Regions from separate parts of the Homo sapiens genome. Here region 1 is linked to region 2. A link is a loop called in an ENCODE intact Hi-C map of the cell type or tissue named here. Cell type or tissue: endothelial cell of umbilical vein. All regions are shown on one strand. Each heading gives the region's core, and the rest is flanking DNA. Links, peaks and the distances in the headings are about the cores only. Region 1 has its middle 35 kb from the start of PLAC1. Region 2 overlaps PLAC1 (placenta enriched 1).

Evidence for each region. Hi-C counts contacts between places; a loop is a spot of excess contacts. Peaks named below come from ENCODE experiments on the same cell type or tissue, not always from the same donor. Only the 100,000 strongest peaks of a DNase experiment are listed, where the experiment ranks them.
Region 1: a loop joins it to region 2, with 3 times the contacts of the local background. A loop is called at or near these places in 1 of 110 quality-filtered maps.

The regions. Positions count from the first base shown.
Region 1 is chrX:134,689,818-134,697,524 of GRCh38, reverse strand. It overlaps a transcript of PLAC1 not described here. Among named protein-coding and RNA genes, the nearest start is that of PLAC1, 35 kb to the right of the region's middle. In endothelial cell of umbilical vein, for the core only: no CTCF peak of the experiment used is centred there; a DNase peak (open chromatin) is centred at 4,354; H3K27ac peaks cover 1,497 bases.
Region 2 is chrX:134,618,670-134,626,376 of GRCh38, reverse strand. The region is part of intron 1 of PLAC1 (placenta enriched 1); the gene reads left to right. Among named protein-coding and RNA genes, the nearest start is that of PLAC1, 36 kb to the left of the region's middle. In endothelial cell of umbilical vein, for the core only: no CTCF peak of the experiment used is centred there; a DNase peak (open chromatin) is centred at 4,056; H3K27ac peaks cover 2,022 bases.

The DNA.
Region 1 (7,707 bases), core at 3,023-5,522, 71 kb before region 2:
ATCCAGTAGACACAGATGAATATTTGTTGAAGGAATGAATAAATGAATGAATGAACGAATGAATGAATATAAAACTTTAACCAAAATATTAAGAGTGGTTATCTCTAGGTCCTGTGATAAAAGGTCTTCTATTTTCCTTTCTTTTGTATTGTGTTAGATTTTTTTTTTACAATGACCATACATTCTTTTTATCAGGAAGAACATTCTTTTAATTTTTGAAACCATCCTCACCTTTATCAGTTACCTATGACTTCCAAGTACCCCTATTTGGCTGAATTCAGAGCAAAGCAATTGCTTTGCTACTGAAAATCCATATTTAGGCAGGTATATCAGAATGATAACAGGGAGATATGTTGTCTCTTGGAGAGCTGGAGGCAGAAAAGGTGAACTAGGAGTGAAGGTCAACAGCAACTGTGAGAAAGAAAGACTTGTGCCTTGGAAGAAAGTTGAGCTGAGATTTTCTTTCTTTCTTTCTTTCCTTTTTTTTTTTTTGAGATGGAGTCTCGCTCTGTTGCCCAGGCTGGAGTGCAGTGGCGCGATCTCGGCTCCCTGCAAGCTCCGCCTCCCGGGTTCACGCCATTCTTCCTGTGTCAGCCTCCCGAGTGGTTGGGACTACAGGCGCCCGCCACCCCGCCCGGCTAATTTTTTTTTTCTATTTTTAGTAGAGATGGGTTTTCACAGAGTTAGCCAGGATGGTCTCGATCTCCTGACCTCGTGATCCTCCCGCCTCGGCCTCCCAAAGTGCTGGGATTACAGGCGTGAGCCACCGCGCCCGGCCAAACAGACATTTTCAAAGCAGAACAACATAGAACAAGAAGCTGAGGGCCGCTTGCAAGCCTGACCTTGGGGAGAAGAGCCTGTGGAACACTTAGAGCACAGTAAATTTTGCAATCTAAATTCTTGATTCTCAGTTGTGTATTGATACAGGAGTTAATAAAGGAGCCAAGCTACGACTCCCAGATTGTGCTGTTTGGTATAGAAATGCCTAATTCCCTTTGGTGGTTGCAGTGGAAAATGAAGGCAGTCTTCTGTATGAAGAAGTCCCTGGTTTTCTATTTTTCTCTGAGGCTGTAAGAAAAACAAGTTGGATTATGTTTTTTGAATAATTGATTGGATATTCTTTGGGATTCCACGTATGTGTTTGCCTAATCTCTCTCTATCCTCCCCTCCACTCCCCCTCATTACCCACCCACTCCCCATCAACAGAAAAGACTTAGATTTCTCCAGTATGGGAGGTTAGTCTCCTGCTAGCATTTCTCCTGTACTGTACCATGCAAAATGAGTGCTCATTTCCTTCCTGGCCTTGAGTTACAAAAGTCCCTCTGCTATTGCCCAAGTCTTGGAAAGTGCAGGCTCCAGGAAAAGGGTGGTGGTAGATAGAGTTGCCAGATAAAATACAGGAAAGCCAGTTAAATCTGAATTTTGGATAACCAATGGATTTTTTTTGTATAAGTATATCCCAAATATTGCATGGGACATACTTATACCAAAAAAAGTCATTGTTTATCTGAAATTAAAATTTAACTGGATGTCTTTTTTTTTTCTAAATCTGGCAATCCTAGATGGAGAAAAAAAATCCCTCTTGTGATACAAGGGTTTTCTCAGTGCTTTTCATCTAAAACTTACCAGATGTTTCTTAGATGGCCTTTCAGTTTACAAAAGGGGAAAATAACTAACTGATTAAGTCAAGGTTAGACTGCGAATCAGTGCTAGGGCTGAAAATTTAAGTTTTCAAGTTTTCCAGCACATGATCTAATTCAGCAAACTTTTATCAATAATTTATTGGCTGTAAGGAAACAGGATTAGAATGATCACAAAGGTACATATTCCCATGAAAAGTAAATTTTTAAAAGATTCTAAAGGTGACAAGCATTAAGGTTTTACTTTCCTCCATGGTCATGACTGGGCTTAGCCTCTAAAGAAGTGTTTTTCACAGTGTAGTCTTTATTCTACCTGCATCAGTATCATCTGGAAAGCAGTCTGTAGATACAGACAGAAAGTGAAGGTAATGGGTCCTTTGAAAGTTTGAGTTCCTGGTCTTTGTCTTGTAGGCACCACAATCACTTCCTCCATTTCCACAGCCTTTAGTTCCACTAACAGCTTGTATCTGGAGGGTCTCAATGCTAGAGAGCTTTCTGGTTATTTTAGTTTTTGTTTCTGCCATTACATATTATAAAAGGTAATTTATTAAAAGGCAAAATTGAAGAGGGATTTGATATCCCCCCCAGCACAGCCAAATAAAGGCATCCAAAATAAGCATTAGATGTAAAAGAAAAAATGATTGACCTGGCCTCTATTAAATCACCAAATTTAACTGGATCTTGGAATCTGAAGAATTCTCTATCACCTATATCTCTTGCATTGGGGCCTTGCCATTCCACAAAATTTATTCTCTACTTTTCCTGGGCCTGACTCCAAGAGAACTAATCATATCTTAATAATTTGGTACAGAGTCACAGTGTAATTGCTCCAGGTCAGTATTGTATCCTATCAGACTGGAGTACAGAAATGATTATCAAACATTAAAAAGAATGAGGTCAAGAGGTACAACCTGACTTTCAAAACATCCTTAGGATGTATGTATAGCCAGAATGACTTTTTTAGTTGAGGAATTATGATGATCTCTAATAGGACAAAGCAAATGTATTCAGTCAGTCTGTCATTTCAGATTTATAGCAAACAATCTCACATTTGGTCAATTCCTCAATCGTATGCTAATAAAAATGATATAAATAGTTTGGTAACTCACCCTGTGGTACTAAAATGCAAGTAACCCAAGATGGGTTGGCTATGTTGTTCTCATCTCCCTTTATCACCAGAGACTTGATTCTTCTTAGCTGGCATTATATGCTGCCAGTTGATACTTGCCTAAATATTTCCTTCGTACTCAGAACATTATAGTTACTTTTTCAAGCTTCAAATATTTCCGACTAATTCTAGAAATACGTGAGGTATGCCTGAAACGCTGACAGCTGTAGCTTACACCCAAAATAGTCAGGCCTGCTCAAGGAGATGCATTGAGCAAACAGAACCAGGAGTTTGAAGGTGACAGCTGAACAGGCATCAATAGGAAATTGCCAGGTGCTCAGCTGATCCAGCTAGGGATGGGAACAGACAGATTCCATTTCTAGAAATAGCACAGAGGATGCCAACAGGTCATAGGATATAAGCTATTGCACAAATCTTCCCTTCCATCTTCTAGGGAGCTTGGAGGGTATCTTAGGAACCTTAAACTTGCTGAAAAAAATTAACATGTCTAATGAATAATTTTTGATATTGACTTGTTGAGCCCCTATTAGTTTCAAGTTACTTTCCTAGGCACTGTTAGGGGCAGGGATACAAAGAAGTTTAGACACAGGCTCTACTCACACAGAGTTTTCACACCAGTTGAGGAAACAAGACCCATATGGCAAAGTCCTGTCTTATAAGGGGTTAGATTCTTGATGAGAAAAAAAAATCATTTATAGACAAAACGCACCTCGAAAATTCCTTTGAGAGGTTCAATATTAGAGACAGACATACCATTTTTCAATAAGTCAAACACAGTTGTTTTTTTTCCCCTACAACCTTGTACCAGATCACTTTTTCTTTAATTGAGAACCAAGCCAATTGGCTTGCACTTAGAGGCTGTGTTGAATTTTTTAAAGCGCACATATTTAAGCATGAGAATCTCACCATGAGAAACCCACAGGAACTGACACCATCTGAAGGAACATCAGATTCACGTCTCTCAACTCAATTTAACTCCAGGGCAAAACTTGTTGAGTAGAATAATAGTTAGGATTGCCCACATAATTTTCAATTGCTTACATGATCTTGCTCTCTGTCTCTCTCTCTCTCTCTCTCAATTTCTTCTGTATATCAGCCAACTCATATAAGAATGGTGTACTTGTGATGTGCCTCTCCATACCCACGTAACAAGACAGGAGAAGCTATGCGAAGGCGAGCTTCACCACTTACTGACTGTATGACGTTGGCCCAGTGAACCCTCTGAGCCTTCATTTCCTCACTAATAAAATAAGGATAATAATTGCATCTTCCTTGCAGGATTGTTCTGTGGATTAAATGCAGTGATATTTGCAAAATGCTTAGTCTAATGCCTGGTAGCATAAAAGCCTCAATATTAACTATTACAGCAAGTGGTTTATATGTGATGTGTCAAATGAAAGAGACATGCCTTATGTGTTATAACGTACATAACTGAGTAGTGTATTGGCAGGGAGGGGTTCATGGGTGAGATCACTTTTGAACTTGGTGAGATATGGGTAATACTGGAGAGCTGGAGGCAGGAAGGGAGTGATGGTGGAAGCAGGGAGAAAGCCAAGACATGGATGAGTCAGGATGTCTAGAGACCTGAAATACATGGGGGTGGGCAGTAAAGCCTGTGGAAGGGAATAATAAAATATGCTGTTGGAGGAGGAAGCCAGGGCCATGTGATTGAAGGCCTTGAATGCCAGGATGTGGTGCTGGAAGCAGTGAAGAATTGTTTGAGATTTTTTACTCAAGGGTGATGGGATGATAAAACAGTTAGTATACTTTCAAATTCAGCTCATCTGTCAAATCCAGCTTACAGCCACTTCCCCCTACTGCATCTCACTCTTCCTTTTCCAAACATTGTTGACACCGATTGCTCCCCTTCCCCCTAATAATTTTGCCCTTAATCTACCACCTTATCTCAAGGCTAAATGTTTTCTCTGAGTTGTGCGTGTGGGGGGAGAGAGAGAGAAATATTTTTCTCCAAAGATAGGGTCCTGCCTTTCACTTCCTCTGTCTGCCACACAGAGTTTAGCACATTGTGGACTCTGAAGGAATAATTTATGAGTTAACTCAATGATTGATTATGGGCATGCCTAATTGGAGCACCAAAAGCAACGTGTCCCTTAGACAGGATGAGTACTGGCTCTGTGAGGAATGTAGTAAAACGAAAGGTGGACAGGGTTATAGGTCATAGGCTCATTCCTGAAGCCCCAGAATCAAGTTTTTTGAACATTTTCCTAAATGTCTTTGCCTAAAGACATTTGTTAACCAGGAATCTGCCAAGCCAAACAAAGGCTGGCTGGCTGGCTGGCTGGGCTAACTAGTGTCCTTACCAGGAAATGCAGGAAATGGAGGACTGTCCAGAAGGAGATGCCCCAAATGCAGCCCTGTGGGGAAGACCAGCTTCCTCAGAGCCCAGAGAAGGAAGAGAAACAGCCTCTATCTTTAATCACAGCTATTCAAGAAACAGGCTCTGCTGAGAGCAGCAGTCTCTAGGGGGGAAAAGGACAGTCTTTGCAAAGGAAACTTTTTTTCTAACCTGAGGTCAAGACCAAGTAGTTAAACTTTGAAGGGACTGGGAAGGATAGCCTGGGTATGTAATGAATGGAAAGAGCCTATTACACCCTGGTTCAGAAGAACCACAACTCCATGCCTGTCACCATCCGTCTTCCCAAATGCTCATCAAATGAAATAACCCATCTGTGACAAATCTTCATTTGTCCAATGTGGAAGTGCAAAGCTTTTCTAATATACATCTGCATGTTATCCTGGTTTGCAAAAGCCTCCAAGCACATCAACAAAAGAAGCTGCTTGAAATGGATTCTGGTTAGGACTTGTCCCTTGCTCATGTTCAAAGTGATGTCGTTGCTGACAATTCAGAACTCTCCCACTTGCCACCTTCTCCAGGCTCCCAGGCTGTTTTCTGAATTCCCAGAAGAAACTGTTTCCATGGCTCAAAATGACCCCTTCTTAGGCCTCTACCAATCAGAGTCTCATCCCTCAGTGCCCCCCATCTCATCTAGCTGCTAGAGAGAACGCATTCTTATTTAACTAATGCACACTAAGGTGTAAGTGAGGTCATACACGAACTAGCCAGGTGTGTTTACATTTCCAGAAGGGCCGTCCTAAGGAACAGAATTCTAAACAGTCAAATTTCCAGAGTTATTTCGGCATGTTGTGTGATGAGACAAGCCTTATTGGGCCAACTCAAATATACCACATGGGTAACCGCCTCAGCCACGTCTGATGCCGTTCCTTTCTCTTGGAATATTCTGGCCTCTCCTGCTTCTCTCTCCAAATCTTATTTTTCCTTCAAGGCTCAGCTCAAGTCTTACCCATGAAGCTTGCCCAGAGCACACCTGGCTTGAATTCCTGCCCTGCTCGGAAGTCATTGCTCCTCATTTGTTCCATCTGGGTTGGTTTGGTTTCCTCGAACAGATCCTGAGCTCTGTGAGAGCAGGAATCATGTTTTAAACTTCTTGCCACTCTTCCACAACTCCTGGCATGATGCTGGCCTCAGAGGATATGTACAAGAAATTTTTATAGTAACAGCCATAGCTTCTCCACATGTATCAGATTTGAGTCACAGCAGCCCTGTAAGGTAGGTGGTATTACCCCCATTTTACAGAGGAACTTGTGAAAAAAAAAAAAAGAAAAAAGAAACACTGCTCAAAAGAAAGAAGTTAAAGTCTTGTCTCCTTTCTATTTCTGGAGATTCTCAATATATCAGTCAATATGATATATACATATATATATATATATATATATATATATATATATATATATATATATTTTTTTTTTTTTTTTTTTTTTTTTTTTTTTTTTTGAGACGGAATCTTGCTCTGTCGCCCAGGCTGGAGTGCAGTGGCGCGATTTCGGCTCACTGCAATCTCCGCCTCCCGGATTCAAGCAAGTCTCCTCCCTCAGCCTCCTGAATAGCTGGGACTAAAGGTGTGTGCCACCATTGCCACCATGCCCAGCTAATTTTTTGTATTTTTAGTAGAGACGGGGTTTCACCATGTTAGCCAGGATGGTTTCGGATCTCCTGACCTCGTGATCCACCCGCCTCAGCCTCCCAAAGTGCTGGGATTACAGGTATGAGCCATCAATATGATATTTTTGAGTGTGACCTCTGTGCCCTGCACTATTGGAAATATAAAAAAGGTGTAGACCTGGAGCCCTGTCTTCAAGTCAGCCATGGAACAGTGACTTCCAAACCTGGTTGATCACCAAAAATACCTCAGGAGCTTGTTAACACAGAGACTTCCAGGTCATCCCCAGAGATTCTGACTCAGCAGGTCTGGGATATTGTCTTGGTATTTTCTCAAAGCCACCTGAGGGATTCTAATAATCAGCCATGTTTGAAAACCACTGCCCCAGTGATCCATATCTTCTCATATATGTGAACAAGTCAGGTGTTTCTGGAAGAGTGGGAGGCACAGTACTCTTGGGACTGGGAACACACAAACTTCATATTTTAATTATATGTTTATTTTAGTGTGTATTAGAAAGACCATAACCATTCCACAAAACTATGATTTCCCAGATATGATACTTTTCTTTCATTAAAAGTGTATTTAATTCTGACACATGCTACAACATGGATGAACCTTGAGGACATTATGCTAAGTGAAATATACCAGACACAAAATACTGAAGGATCTCACTCATATGAGATACCTAGAGTAGTCAAATTTATAGAGACAGTAGAGTGGTGGTTGTCAGGGGCTGCAGGGAGGGAGAAATGGGGAGTTAGTGTTTATGAAGACAGAGTTTCAGTTGGGGAAAATAAAAAGAGTTCTGGAGATAGATGGTGGTGATGGTTGCACAACATTGTGATGTACCAAATGCCACTGAATTGTACACTTAAAATGTTTAAAATGGTAAATTTTATGTTATGTATATTTTACCACAATAAAATGTACTTTAAAAAGCAAGATAGAGAAGTTT
Region 2 (7,707 bases), core at 2,923-5,422:
GCCAGGTACTTTGATAAACACTGGGAGTAAACTGTTGAACAAAACAGAAGTGTCCCCTGCCCTCAGGGAGCTTACTGTTTCATAGGCAAGGTGAGTGAAAAGCAAGTAAACACACAAATATAGAATTACAGATGGCAAAAGAAAAAATACAGGTGGGGCATGGACTAAGGGTCAGGATGGTGTCGCCATGGTGGCCTGGCATTTAGAGTGAGTTCTGAATAAAGAGAAGGGAGCCACCTTTCAGGCTGAAGGGAACGTGTGTGAAAGCACTTTTGGGATTCAGGCTCTTGAAGTCGCTGGTCAGGCAGGAGGCTCCCTGAAATCTGCTCCACTTTTTGCTCCTCACTGTGCAAACCAAAGTGCTCTAGGCTTTGTGGTTGCTCAGGGCACAGAGGACCAGATGGGTTCCAGAGACCAGCCTGAAAGTTCCCCAGTGAGGATGCATGGTGATAGCCTGCGAGTTTCAGCCAGTTGGATGAGGTGAGCTTCCAAAATATTCTTAAACCCTACAGCCTCCGAGACCCATTTCCCAGTGATTTCCATTCCTGGTCATCACTTTCTTTCTGCAGGGGACACTTGCCTGTGGAAAAGCAGTGCCTCGCCTTGGTTAGGGTTAAAGATTGAGGCAGTGCTGGCCTTCAGGAAAAGTGCAAGCAGCAATGGAGAGAGAGCAAAAACTGAAGCCAAGGAAGCAGCCCCTGCCAACAACTTCCGTTCTTTCCCTTTCCTTCGGCATGGCTGCCCAAGGAGCCCCCAGTGACTGTTCATGGTGATCTGTTTGTTTCACAATTGACAAAGAAGGAGGGAGCCCTTTCTGACATTTTTGCCCAGAGGACCCAGATTTCTCAGTTTGAAACTGCCAAATACGCAACTTTGGGTGGATATTTGGCTGAATCACTTTGAAGGGCTTGTCAGTGCCTAAAATGGAAATTGTTAGAAAGCAGAGGAGGGTGGTTGCCAGCAACCATGAAATGGTAATGACCAAATCATTTATTTTTGCAATGAAATGTCATCCCCTAACACTACAAAGGCAGGTTTTTTCTAGCTTAGAAGTACTGACTACCTATAAAAATCTTCAAAAGTGATTCTGTGTGCCATGCACATGTACACATATACCCCATTTCTCTCACCCTCTGCCTTCCCTCCTAAACCAAGCTTCTTCCATGTTCCTGGAGCCCAGCTGCAACCTGGGATGAATTAAGATATTGGCTGATTATGAAAGGTAATCAGGCTTCAGCTATCATATAAAATGAAGGGGAGTTCATTTGGTTATTTGTAAGATGGTATGTGGCTGACTTTCTATGTGGGAAAGTCAGTAGGCTGTAATAGATCATGCCCCAAAATACGATGTGGATCTTTTAAAGATCTGTTTGAGTCTAGCTGTAGTTGCACCTAGGAGACATGATACTTAATAAGGTTTCTCCTATCTATCTATCTATCTATCTATCTATCTATCTATCTATCTATCATTTATCTGTCATCTATCTATCTGCTTCATTAGCAGGCAAATTAGGCAAGATCTCCCATTGTGTACTTTGTATTTTTAAATGCTGACACCTTTTTTCTGAGTTTAGGAGGAAGATACTGGAAAATACATTGTGGGTTGACACTGGGGAATGCAAGAGGATCTTTCTTTGAAAACAGCCATTAAGATACTATTCCCCTGGGCCAATTCCTGGGCAGTTTTAACCACATACAAAGCCCCAGGTTCTTCTTCTAGCTTTTCTATATTGACTCCTGTGTTAAGATCAGTGAAAATTTATACTATCATATAATTTATTTTAAAGTAATACTTTACAAGCCTTTGGCTTGAAAATATTTCAGTAACATCTGCACATTCAATACTGAAAAGTAAGATGGCTCCATTCTGCTCTCATTATAGTAGGCTTTGAGAGGTATCTTTTCTTTGTATCACAGTCATTAGTCCAGTGGTTGATCAGCTTCTTTTTCAACAGAAGTGGCTTTTTCCAAAGTCCTTTGTGATTGTTGATGTGGGATCTATTCTGAAAGCAGGTTTGCTGTTAAGGAAGGTTATAGGAACATTACCGTTTAGCCATGGACCTTGATCATCTGAATGTGGTAGCTGGGTGTTATCTCAGTGCATTTGAAGCTCATGCTTATGGAATCCCTGTTATGCAAGGGGTTGGGGAAGCCCACTGGAAAAAGTGGCTCCAGTGTGGATGAATCCGTCCTTCAGATTCCTTTGTAGGGTTGGCTTAAAGGGCAATTATAAATTAGTCTGTGTCATTTCTGTCCATTTCCCAACCTTTTAAGAGCTCTCCTGGCCCTCGATCTGCATGTATCTAATACCACTTTCTCAGCCTCAGTTTCCTAATATGTAACACGAAGGACTTGGACTAGACAAGCTACAAGTTCTCCCCAAACTCTGACACTTGATAAATCTAATGCACTTATCAGCAGAGAGGAATGTGGCTATTTTCCAACTCTTTCTTTAGTTTGGGGAAACTAATTTTATATAATGTTCTTTCCCTGTGTTTCCCTTTTAAAAGGAAAACATGACCCATTTCCGGTGTTGTAAAGTCAACACTTTGCAGCTCTGCACGAGGAAGCTTCTTTCTATGTAGAAGGGGCACAGAATGCCACGGGAACCAGGGCAGGAACCAACACCTGACAAGAGATGCAGGCACATGCGGCATGTGGGGCGGGCTGTCCCTCACAGGAGCCAGAATCATCAGTACTAGCCTCAGTCCTCCCATGCAGCTGGCCCCACTCAGAAGCATAATGGTGTGGAGCAGAGATCCCTGAGCTAGCATTCCTGGATTAGAGTGCTTACTAGCTGTTTACCTCCAGTGAGTTAATTAACCTTTCTGTGCCTCAGGTTCCTAATCTGTAAAATACGAATAATAATCACACTACTGCAGAGTACAGTTGCAAGGATTAGATAAGATCACGTGGGCATGTAAAGTGCTTAGAACAACGTGTAGCACACACATATTAAGTGCTCGGCAAATGTTAACTATTTGTCCATTGGGCTCAAATGTCCAAGTATGGATCCAGGAGTTGAAAGGTTGGATTCCACAGGGCCATCCTCCCTCTTGTGTCCAAGACTCTTTGTGGTCTAGGACAACTTTTGTGAGAACAACTTGTATCTGCTCTGGAATAGATGACTTTCCCTTTTCTATAGAGCTACTGTCCAACTAGCCCAGCCTTAGTGTCCCTGGGTTCACAAGTCAGTGATAATGACCAAAAATATGAAAAACTATCTGACGAGAGGGAAAGTGTGCTCATTGAGACCCCAGCAATAAGCAATTGTCTGCCATTGCAGAGGATTTAACAGAGCTCAGACGTGAAGGCTCTTGTAGTTGACAAAGGATCTTTAGAAAAGAATGTTCCCTGAGGGTGCTCCATGTCTACAGAGGCCCAAACAAGAGAAAACAGATTGTGGTTAGACCCAGGGAAGACATTTTTACCACACACAGATAAAATGCTGGGCCACATTCCCAAAACAGGTTATGTAGTGTCTTCCCCTGGTAAATTGGGAAAAGAGTGGCTGGCCATCTGTCCTAGATTGTTTCATAGACCACCAGAGCAGGAAGAACCCTTAGAGGTCATCATATCCAAACCTCTATTTTAAGGATTGAGAATGCTAATACACAGAGGGAGGAGATAATTGCCCTATAGTCATATAGCAAATTATTAGCAGGACCAGGATTTAAATCTTAGGCCAACACAGCTTGCCACTGCACCTTAGTTATCTCTTAAGGCACTCAAAGTGCTGTCCCTTCTAGTTCTGGAATGCTCCATGGTATCAATGTACTAAAAAAGTAACTGAGGCCCACCCAGAAGGACTCGAAGGTGTTGAGCAGTATCCAAATTGCAATTCCTCTAGTTTACCCATCCGATTTTGGAGCTCCAGCTGTCAAAGTGTTTCAGCCAAGCCTCCTCATTCAACTAACTGGTCTTAACTTACCATTTGAAAGCAGCTGTGGTTAAAGCAGAGCTTGCTGACTCAGCCCATGTAGTAAGGATGACTAAACACAAGAATTTCCTGTGGAGGGGGGAGGAGGGGGATGGAAAATATCTTTCAAATGCATTTGTTTCAGGGAACCCTTCTGATCAGTCAGGAGGTAGCCCACCGTGGGCCCATGAGGAAAAGCAGCAGGCTGTCCCCGCTCAGCACCAAGGCAGGATTTGCAGATGTTTCCTTTCTTTTTTCTAAACAACATTGTGGCTGTCTCGGCACCATTTTGGTCTGGCCAGCATTTGCACAGAGCTTCATCTGCCAACTGATACAGCCCAAAGCCAAGCGGAGCAGATGCCTTCCCTGACTGGAGGGGCCTTTCACATTCCTCTGCTCAGAGCCCAGGGGTGAATTGGGGCTGATCTGCTTTATCTCAAGACAGTTTCAATTCTGAGCCCACCTTGAACTCAAAAGAGAGGATCACTTATGCTGACCGATCAGAAAATATTGTGGGCTGGCTTCCATCTCCAGGATGCACCTTGGGGAGTTTGCAATCTGGAGTAACGTTATCATTTTCAGGTCTGAGTACCACACGGCCATTGGACAACTTCAGGAAACAAACATTGACCTTCAGTTGGGTTGCTCACCAGCTTAAAGCAGTAATCCAGTGAACCCAAAATTTGGGTAAATATTTTAAGACTGTTGGCTGGAAAAGAGTCTGCCTTGCTCAATTAGAAAGTGGAAGACACCTGGTGCATTTGGGGGTGACAGATTTTATTTACAACTTGCAAAATAGAAAAGGGCAGCAGGGAAAAAGAGAGAGTGAACATACTCAGCCATATTCTGAAAGCCATATACAACTCAAACAGTTCAGTCATTGAGGATTCAAGTCCAAGAGGCCTGCCTCACCCTCATGCTCACAAGGAGAAAACAGGACTAACTGCCTCCGAGGTCTCAAACAAGACCGAGGATTTTCTTTTCTTTTTTTTTTTTTTTTTTTTTTTTTTTTTGAGACAGAGCCTGCTCTGTTGCCCGGGCTGGAGTGCAGTGGCACGATCTCGGCTCGCGGCAACCTCCACCTCCCGGGTTCAAGCGATTCTCCTGCCTCAGCCTCTCAAGTAGCTGGGATCACAGTTGCGCACCACCACACCTGGCTAATTTTTGTAGTTTTAGTAGAGATGGGATTTCACCATGTTGGCCAGGCTGGTCTTGAACTCCAGACCTTAAGTGATCCGCCAGACTCAGCCTCCCAAAGTGCTGGGATTACAGGCATGAGCCACTGCGCCTGGCCAAGGATCTATTTTTCATAAGCAAGTAAAAATTTCTTCATCTAATGGGGGAAATGTTCTGGAACAGGCAATGTGGAGTAATGGAAAACAAACTGGTCTGGCAAGAGGAGAGGGGAGAAGGAAGGAGGGAGTGTCCCAGTTCCCTTGGGTGTGAAGGGTGACCCAAGAAGTGTAAGCTTTGAAGTGTTATCTTACTTTTCTAAGCCTGTTTCTGATTCAGTAAATACTTTAGCTACACATAGTGCCTAGTAATAATGTTTTCTGAATAAGTGAGAGTGAGAGAGAAAAAGAAAGCAATGAATATATGAATGAATATGTCAAGAAAGTGAATTAATATATGACAGAATGGTAAGGATTTGCGTAGTTCATGGAGTTGGTTTGAAGCTTAAATGAAATAATGGTTATGAGTTCTCATTTTCTAACACTACGCTTAATACATTATCTGTATACTCACTATCTTATTTGAATCTTTCGAGGCTCCTGTGAGATAGGCAGGGTAAGGACTGTCACCTGTCTGATAGAGGGAATTGAGTATCGGAGAGGTGGAGAGGCAATAGATGATGGAACTAGGGGCTCCGCATGCAGTGCTCCTTCTAACGTACCACACAACCTCTTACTTTCAGATGAAAAAGGTTTTTAAAGAAGAAAGTTCTATAGGACCACCACATAGGATCTATGACTTACAACTAAGCACCTTTTATATGAGGGCTTAAACACTGGAAGTGGGCTTAGAAGAAGAAATATCAGGCTAGGACTAACAATGCTATTGAAGATTATGGTAAGAACTTGTCAACTCAAAATACAAGAGGCCAGGGGGAAATGGTGTTGGAATGACTTGGGTTTGGATTATCTAATATTTTTGTAAAAGAACAATGGGACCTCTAGTTGGCAAGGAACTAACAGTTGCTATTTGAAATAACATGGGCCACTATAAGAAGGTTGACTGTAGACTCAAGTAAGTCAGCCAGTATCTACTTAGTTTGTCCCATCAGGTGTCTGGCCTTTCATGAAGCCATAAGCTGTTTAGCAGGAACAGACTTGTGGTCTGAGTCTTCTCCAGGTTTACATGGGTCTTAGAACCTTTGACTCATGATACTGAATGGTGCTGTTTAATAAAGTCATATAGTCTAGTCCCCATCCAGTAAAGCTATTCCTATCTGATGAGTCACTGTCCACCCTCCAGTGACAAAACAAATGAACAAACAAACAAACAAAAAACTTACTGCCTACTGTACCTATAGTTTCCAGCTTTCTGTTCTGGACAGTTATGATGGTCGTCTGTGCCATCATCATTTCTAATTGCATGGGGCACTAGGGAAATAGAGATATGTTCATTGTAAGTGTACCTCATGCAGGCAATTAGACATTGAAAACAAAATTTTCATAAAGCAAATCCTTATTTTTGTGCCCTAGATCGGCTTGTTATTTAAAGAAATCATTGATCTCTAGTTTATCATTTTCTAAAACACAGAATTAGGTTTTCTTTTTCTTTTCTTTTTTCTTTTTTTTTTTTTTGAGATGGAGTCTTGCTTTGTCACCCAGGCTCAAGTGCAGTGGCGCAATCTCAGCTCACTGCAACCTCCGCCTCCCAGGTTCAAACGCTTCTCCTGCCTCAGCCTCCCAAGTAGCTGGGATTACAGGCGCATGCCACCATGCCTGGCTAATTTTTGTATTTTCAGTGGAGATGGGGTTTCACCATGTTGGCCAGGCTGGTCTTGAACTCCTGACCTCGTGATCTGCTCACCTCGCCCTCCCAAAGTGCTGGGATTACAGGCATGAGCCACCGCGTCCAGCCAGAATTAGGTTTTCTTAATGCAGGAGTTTTAAACATGGGGTCTGTTGCTCTTGGACTAGCTATGGGAAGCTGGGTGAATTTTTCTGAAACTATGTGCAGAATTGTGTTTTTGCTTTTACATACTTTTCTGAGAGGATCTACAGCTTTCCTCAAATTCTCAAAAGGGTTAACACCCAAAAAGGTGAAGAAAAACTGGGTGAAAAAAATGGTGGAACTATAATTGTGTTTGTGAGTCCTAAAGTATGCAGCTTCAACTGCAATTTTTTAAGAAGGTGGCTTTGTCTCTGTCAATTGCATGGTCTGGTTCTCTTCCTTCTGCTGCCTCTGAAGGATAGGTACCCATGGGACATAGTGCCAAGCTTTGACTTTTTCTCTGTCGTATTTGCAGGGTATTAACCATGCTAATAGGAGTTGAATGGCAATTGTTGTAGACTAAAATAAGGTATTATTTGATAACATTTCTAATTCCTTGTCCTCAGTTGTCAACCCCAGAGTACAGCCTATAAGGCAGACATCTTTGTTGCATGACTTCAGCTTTAGAATCAGAGAGCTCTGTGACCTTGGGAAAGTCACTTAATCTCTCTGAGCCTCAGTTTTCATCTGGCAGATGGGAATAATAACAGGGTTGTTGTGAGGATTATAAGTGAGATGATGAGGCTGGGCATGGTGGCTCACGCCTGTAATCACAGCCCTTTGGGAGG